2 separate regions of the Mus musculus genome follow, and region 1 is linked to region 2. The links are chromatin contacts, found by Hi-C or POLR2A ChIA-PET in ENCODE. All regions are on one chromosome and are shown on one strand. Each heading gives the region's core, a stretch centred on a gene start or an enhancer-like site at or near the end of the contact. The rest is flanking DNA. Distances are from core to core; before and after follow the strand shown.

Region 1 (3,122 bases), core at 345-2,844, 130 kb after region 2:
TTCCCCAAAACAGGGGGTCTGGAGCTGCTAAATGGGAGAAGAAGGGCTCGGGGTGGGGGAGCAGCAGCTGGTCTCACCCGTAGAGAGCTCCACGCGGCTGGACTCTACCCACTCATTCTGAAGAAGGCTTACTAGTGCTTTGGCAGAGAATAAAAGGAGCCACGCAGCCATAGGAAGCCCCACGCACAGGTCTTTGTACCTTCTGCCTGGTGGCTTATTTGAAAAGAGTCCAAATAGTGCAGCCTAGAGAAGGAAGCCTTTCTGGATTTGGGCAGTTTTCCTTGTGCCGTGAAAGGCGTGTGAGAAAGGTGCCCTGGACAGGGCTGGGGTCGAACAGTAGAGGTCTGAGAACACGGTTAAAGAAGGCAGGGGCACTCTGAGCATTCCGGGCCATTAAAGACACCCACGAGGGGAAAGGGGCTAATAGTGAGCTCCAGGGTCCTCATAGATGGGACTGTCGTTCTAGCACTGTTGCCTTGGGGAACCCTGGATCTGACCTGACTCTGAACTCAGAACTGTGGCCTGTGGCCCAGATGAGGGCGCCACTGGCCTAGCTGAGCCTGGCTAGCAAGGCCTATGTGGGCTCTCGAACAGGCACCTGTTGGGCTACTGCATTCAGAGATGTCCTGTCAGACTATCCAGGCTTCTAGAACATTCCATGAGGTAAGCTGGACAGAAGATGCTGGACTTCCTGCGCAGCCTGGTCACACTGGTCTCCGTTCCAGCCTAGGATCCGACAAACTTTATTGAGAAGGGATGTGTGAGCTTCCAGATGACTTGGAAACAATCATGGCCTCTTTGCTCAAGTGTCTGAACTTTGTAAGGATAGACCCCCATTTGCTCCCATCTTGCCATGGCAGTAGGGACATCTGGTGGGGCCCTGTGACCATGAGACAGCAAGATGAAGCTGCTGGAGAAATGGGTGTCCCTGGCTTAGAGAAGTACCCAGGACAAATTGGCCACCCTGTCCACACAGGGCAGATCCACTTCGGGTGGGTATGTAGGGAGCCGAGGAGGACTCTGCTAAACCCCTAGAGCTGGGTCAGATGGTACCAGACCCGCCTGTGAGCATACGAGGGGCATGTGTGAGGGTGGCATGGCTGTGTGCTAATGTGGACTGTGAGACCTGCCCGCCTGCCTGTGAACTCTGTCGGTGAAGATGTGTGTTCTTGGACAGGAGACACTAGGAACGAACTCTGCACGCGTGTCAATGGGCGCCCGCGAGTGAGTGTCTTCTACAGGTGCAAGGACCTGAGTGCCCGAGTAGGCGAGACTGTTGGGCCGCCCGTCGAGGTGGCAAGGCGAGGAACCTTCCTTGCTTCCCCTCCGCTCGACTGGCTTTTTGACCCGGAAAGACCGGGACGCGGGCGGGGCGCGAGGGCGCGCGCGCGCGCGCGGAGGGGCCAGGGCCCTGAGGGCCTGGGGCGCGCGCCGCCGTTGCTAAGGCCGGCGGCGAGCGCGGGGCCGAGGGTCCCTAGCAACGGGCGCGGGCGCGCGCCAGCCGAAGGGGATGAGGGGGGGGGCGGGGAGGCGCGCGCGGGCGGCGGGGGCGGGCGCGCTGGGGCGCGCGCCCAGGCGGCCCGCGGGGATTTCCAGCGCGCGAGAGGAAGTGCCAGCGCGAGGGTGCGTGAGGCGGCGCGGCCGGCGGCCGCCGCGTGCGCGAGCCGGGTTGCAGCCCAGCAGGGACTTTCCAGCCGGCGGCGGCGGCGGCGGCCGCCGGCCCTTCCCCGCCCCCCGACATGGGGCTGCCCGGGGAGCTGGACGCTGCAGAAGGCGGCGGAGGATGCGCGCGGCGCCCCTGAGCCGGCCGAACGGGCGGGCCTCGGGGTAAGGTCGCGGGCCGGGGGCGGCGGGCGGCGGGGCGGCGGGCGGCTCCATCCCGGCGGCGGCCCCGGGCCCGGCGGGTCCTTCGCTGCCAGGCCCGGCCGCCTCACCGTCTGCGGTGCGGCCCGCCCGCCGCCCCAACTTTGGAAACTTTGTGTGTGCGGCCAGCTCCGGGCCCGAGGCGCCGGCGCTCCGGGCAGACGGGGCAGGCAGGCCTCGAGCCCTGGGTGCCCGCCCCGAGGGGTGCCGAGCCGTCAGCATCTCCGAGGCCCGGGGCTTTGGCGCGGTGCGGAGCGGCGGAGACAGGGTGCCCGCATAGATGAGCGTGCTCGCCCTGGCTGGTGGAGGTGGGTTTTTGAGCCATTATTTAAAAGTTTATACTGAGTCATTGCTCTGCAGATGAATGACTGATTCATAGTCGGAGAGCTGCAGAGAGGCTGGAAGGCAGGCGGTTCTGGGATCCAGCTGGGGCCGAATGCACACCTTCCACCTTCGATTAACACCAAAGGTCAGAGTGGGCTCCCCACGGGCGAGCCATTAAAACGATCCTTGCCGCGGGGCTTGCAGGTTTTGGAGGCGCCAGGCTATGGCTCATGTACGTTTCGCCACGTTTCTACACTGTCATCACCACCGGTTGGGGACCCGGGTATCAGGATTAGACCTTTAGAGAGAATTCTGCGTGGACAATTCTTTACCTTTAATTTAAAACGGCAACAACATGCAAATGGGTGAAGTGTTGTGGACGTGCTCTGAAATCGAAGAAGCATTCAGATTAATGATCGGTTGAAGGAACTGATTTTATTTTCACGGCTTTTGTACTGAGCTTTGACTCAGTTTTGAGAATGAAATAGAAGGGTGTGTGTGTGTGTTACGTACACACATTTGTAAGTATGCTCTTTTTTTGTGGAGTCTTAAAGGGTTTATCGAGTGTTGTATTGTCATCTTAATTTACATTCACAGCATACAACTGAAGAGGAGCCATAATTTTTTTTTTTTTGGTAGCATTTCTGTGACTAGATACACAAGTGAAATCTTTAGAAATGCTGTTTTGTATTGTGTGTAAAATGCTTATATGTAGAAATTGTTCAGGGGAACCCTCAGTCAGCTCTTAAAACCTTCTGGTGTTTTTCAGATCTTGGAAAATGGCCTGTTGAAAATACTGCATCATTGTAGGGTGTTTAGCAAAATAGTGTACAGCCATCCTTTACTTAAAGGAGAGGAAATGTTTCCCTTTTCGCCATATTGTGACATCTTATATATTAAGAACTAGTCTGAAGGTGAAAATTCTTTGGCCAGAG
Region 2 (2,975 bases), core at 163-2,662:
ACAGGAACTTGGTGGGGGCAGGGATCTGCTACCGGGAGGCTCTGGGCCCTGTTCTTGAAGGCCAGTTAGAAGTGACCATGGTCACTTCAGTGAAGTTTAAAATGATTCGCGGGGCAGAAAACGTGGAAGAGAAACCCCTGCTTATTTATGCGGGCTTTCAAACCATAAAACTCTCGTTTTCTCTCTGTAGCTATTTATATCCTGAGCGGGTGTAAAAACTGTCCCCATATGAAGCCCAGGTCTGAAGTAATATAAACGAAAAATAGCCATCTCCTGTTTTATTTATTTATTTTTAATTTAAAGCAAACGGTTTCACCTATAGTCCCCAGGTTTGGTCGCTGGCGCGGGGGGTGGGGCAGCCCACCCAGCCCCACAGGCAGCTGTCAGGCAGTGACGGGGCCCCTCGCTTGATCACTCCAGGGACAAGGACGCCCAGGGCTGGGTGTCACCGACTCCTCCGCGTTCAGGCTCTTAGCCCTGCGGGCTGGGGGAAGGGCCCGGGTCTCGGGAAGTGACCCTCCTCTTCTACCGAGCTGGGGACTCAAGCTCCTTCTTTTTCCCCCTCGCGGTGGGGCCCCTAGTCGATCTATGTCCCTCCTGCTGTCCCGGGGCCACTCGGCACCTCCCCTCACCCCGACGGCTTCGAGGCCCTCCCCGGCCGAACATCCCGACTCCTCCCTCGGCCCCTCAGGCAACGTGGGGAGCCGGTGGCCCCCAACCCAATTAGCGGGGAGCTCCATCGTCTCCAGGCACAACCGCTTTCCTTCCCTCGGGGGACACTGCCACCTGAGAGCCTCGTCCCCAGGTTCCCTTGCTCTAGTACATCTCGATCGCCCCTGGGCGACGCGGGGGCGCAATTAGTTTCTTCCAATTAGTTTCCCCTCTTTGTATAGAACCCATTCAAACTGTGCGCGTACTCCTCCGCGCGAGGGGGAAAGTAGTCCCGACCTTGCCCGCGATTTCTGTTCTCGCGTCGGGCACATTCACTTTGGGAAGCCGATGGGACGCTCGGCGGGATCCCCGGGGGAGGTGGCGCGGGGCCCACAGGGTGCGAGCGGAGGGAGCGGGGCGCTGGGGAGGGGGAGGGGGCTAACTCCTCGCTGTTGCCTCGAGAGATGGATCATGGGGCGTAAAGCGATCGCAAACCTCAAACCACGTACAGTGGGCGATACGCGTCAACCCAACCTGGCCAACGGAAGCACAGAACCTTCCCCCTCCTTCCCGTGATCCCGCCCCCGTGGCCTGACGGACGCGCACAGAGACCTACCATGCCCCTGCTTGCCGCCCGGATCCCGTGAGAGCCAATGGAAGCTCGCAGGGGCGGAGCTTGCGAGCGACGGGTTAGGCTGTGCGCGGCCCTCCTCCCCCCCAGGCTCCGCCCCTCCCCCCCGCCCGCGGCTCCCGGAGTAGTTAGAGCCAGCGAAGTGCGGGCGGCGATGAGAGCCAAAGTTGCGCTCCGTTCGGCATCGGGGGCTTGAGGCGGCTCGTTGCTCCGCCCGTCTGGGCCTCCTCTAGCCCCAACTCCCGCCAGCGGATCCCGCGCGCTCGCCCGCCCGGCCCGGCGCCCACCTGCGCCCCCTGCCCGCGGCCCGCCGCCCGCGCCTCGCGAGCCGGGGTCCCCGTCACTTTGGCCCGGCCCCGGGCCCCGCCGATGCCGGCCATGGTGGAGAAGGGCCCCGAGGTCTCAGGGAAGCGGCGAGGGAGGAACACGGCGGCCTCCGCAGCCTCGGCCGCCGCCTCGGCCGCCTCGGCCGCCGCCTCAGCCGCCGCCTCGGCCGGCACCGCCTCCGCCTCGGCCGCCGCCGCCGCCTCGGCCGCCGCCGCCCCCAATAATGGCCAGAATAAAAGTTTGGCGGCGGCGGCTCCCAACGGGAACAGCGGCAGCAACTCCTGGGAGGAAGGCAGCTCGGGCTCGTCCAGCGACGAGGAGCACGGTAGGTGGCAGCCGCCCCCGCGCCCGGCCCGTGTCCGCGCCCGCGCTGACCGCCGTGCTCTGCTTCCCCGCAGGTGGCGGTGGCATGCGGGTGGGACCCCAGTACCAAGCGGCGGTGCCCGACTTCGATCCTGGTGAGTAGCGAGTGACGGGAGCTCGGGAGACAACTTTGTTTTTTGTGCGTGTTGGCCTTCGGTCCGCGGGGGCACACGGGGCGCGAGGGCAGGCGGCGCGGCACGCTCGCACACGAGTGTGCTGCAGATTCGGGTGCGGGGAGGCCATGGGCTCCGGTGGGGACAGCACTGGGCCCGCAGTGTCCCCCGGCTCTGAGAAAGCCACACCTGGCCGGGGTGGAGTGGGATGTCTCTGCCTCCAGGTGTGGTGTACCGGAGCTAGGACGGGATCCCGGGTGGCAGTGCTGGAGAGTTGGCGTCCTGGGGCGCTCGGACCCAGGGCTCCGCAGAGACTTCTTACTTCAAACTGGCTCCTAGCGTTACCCTGCCAACCCTACGCTCTTATTGCCTCTTGACTCTCATCCCGTCTTGTCCCGTCCGGTCCCATCCTGTCCCATCCCATCCCATCCCATCCCATCCCATCCCATCCCATCCCGAGGGCTGGTGGAGTAAAGATCTTCCTGTCCCTCCACCCCAATCAGGTAATAAAAGAAGTGTGCTTTCCAGAGAGCATCTGTCTAGATAAGAGAGCCCGACTTGTGGCTGTTATTTTAAGATCTGTTTGTAAATGTGTGTTTCCTTTATTTCTTTTTTCTTTTGGGGGGGATGGGGTGGGGAGGAAGAGGTTGTGAAAGAATAGAACCATCAAAAGGTTTAGCTAACCGGCCATTTCCATCTACTAGAAATCCTTGTCCCCTAAGAAGGGGCATTCTTACTTGCCTTCCTGGTGATCTGTGTGGAAGCAAATTTAAAGAGGTACGGGGGTGGGGGGGGGGGAATCCTATCAGACAAAGGAATTCGCCAGATTTTAATGCCTATGATTCTGTCCCATCTCTGTATGAGACTGTCTTTCAAGGTGGTGGTTACAG

The links. Hi-C counts contacts between places; a loop is a spot of excess contacts on that map. ChIA-PET counts read pairs that join two places held with the same protein, here RNA polymerase II (POLR2A).
Region 1: a map of left cerebral cortex shows a loop between it and region 2 (2.0-fold over the local background). The contact joins the promoter of Traf3 here to the promoter of Rcor1 in region 2. A Hi-C loop is called at or near these places in 1 of 37 maps with a recorded cell type or tissue (left cerebral cortex). POLR2A ChIA-PET finds 5 or more read pairs at or near these places in 4 of 5 experiments (Patski and embryonic stem cell).

Annotation. Positions count from the first base shown.
Region 1 is chr12:111,164,776-111,167,897 of GRCm38, forward strand. Traf3 (TNF receptor-associated factor 3) reads left to right here and starts at 1,595. Exons shown (of 12, transcript NM_011632.3): 1 at 1,595-1,827. All of the region lies in intron 2 of 4930595D18Rik (RIKEN cDNA 4930595D18 gene), which reads right to left.
Region 2 is chr12:111,037,955-111,040,929 of GRCm38, forward strand. Rcor1 (REST corepressor 1) reads left to right here and starts at 1,413. Exons shown (of 12, transcript NM_198023.3): 1 at 1,413-1,934; 2 at 2,008-2,067. The coding sequence starts at 1,652.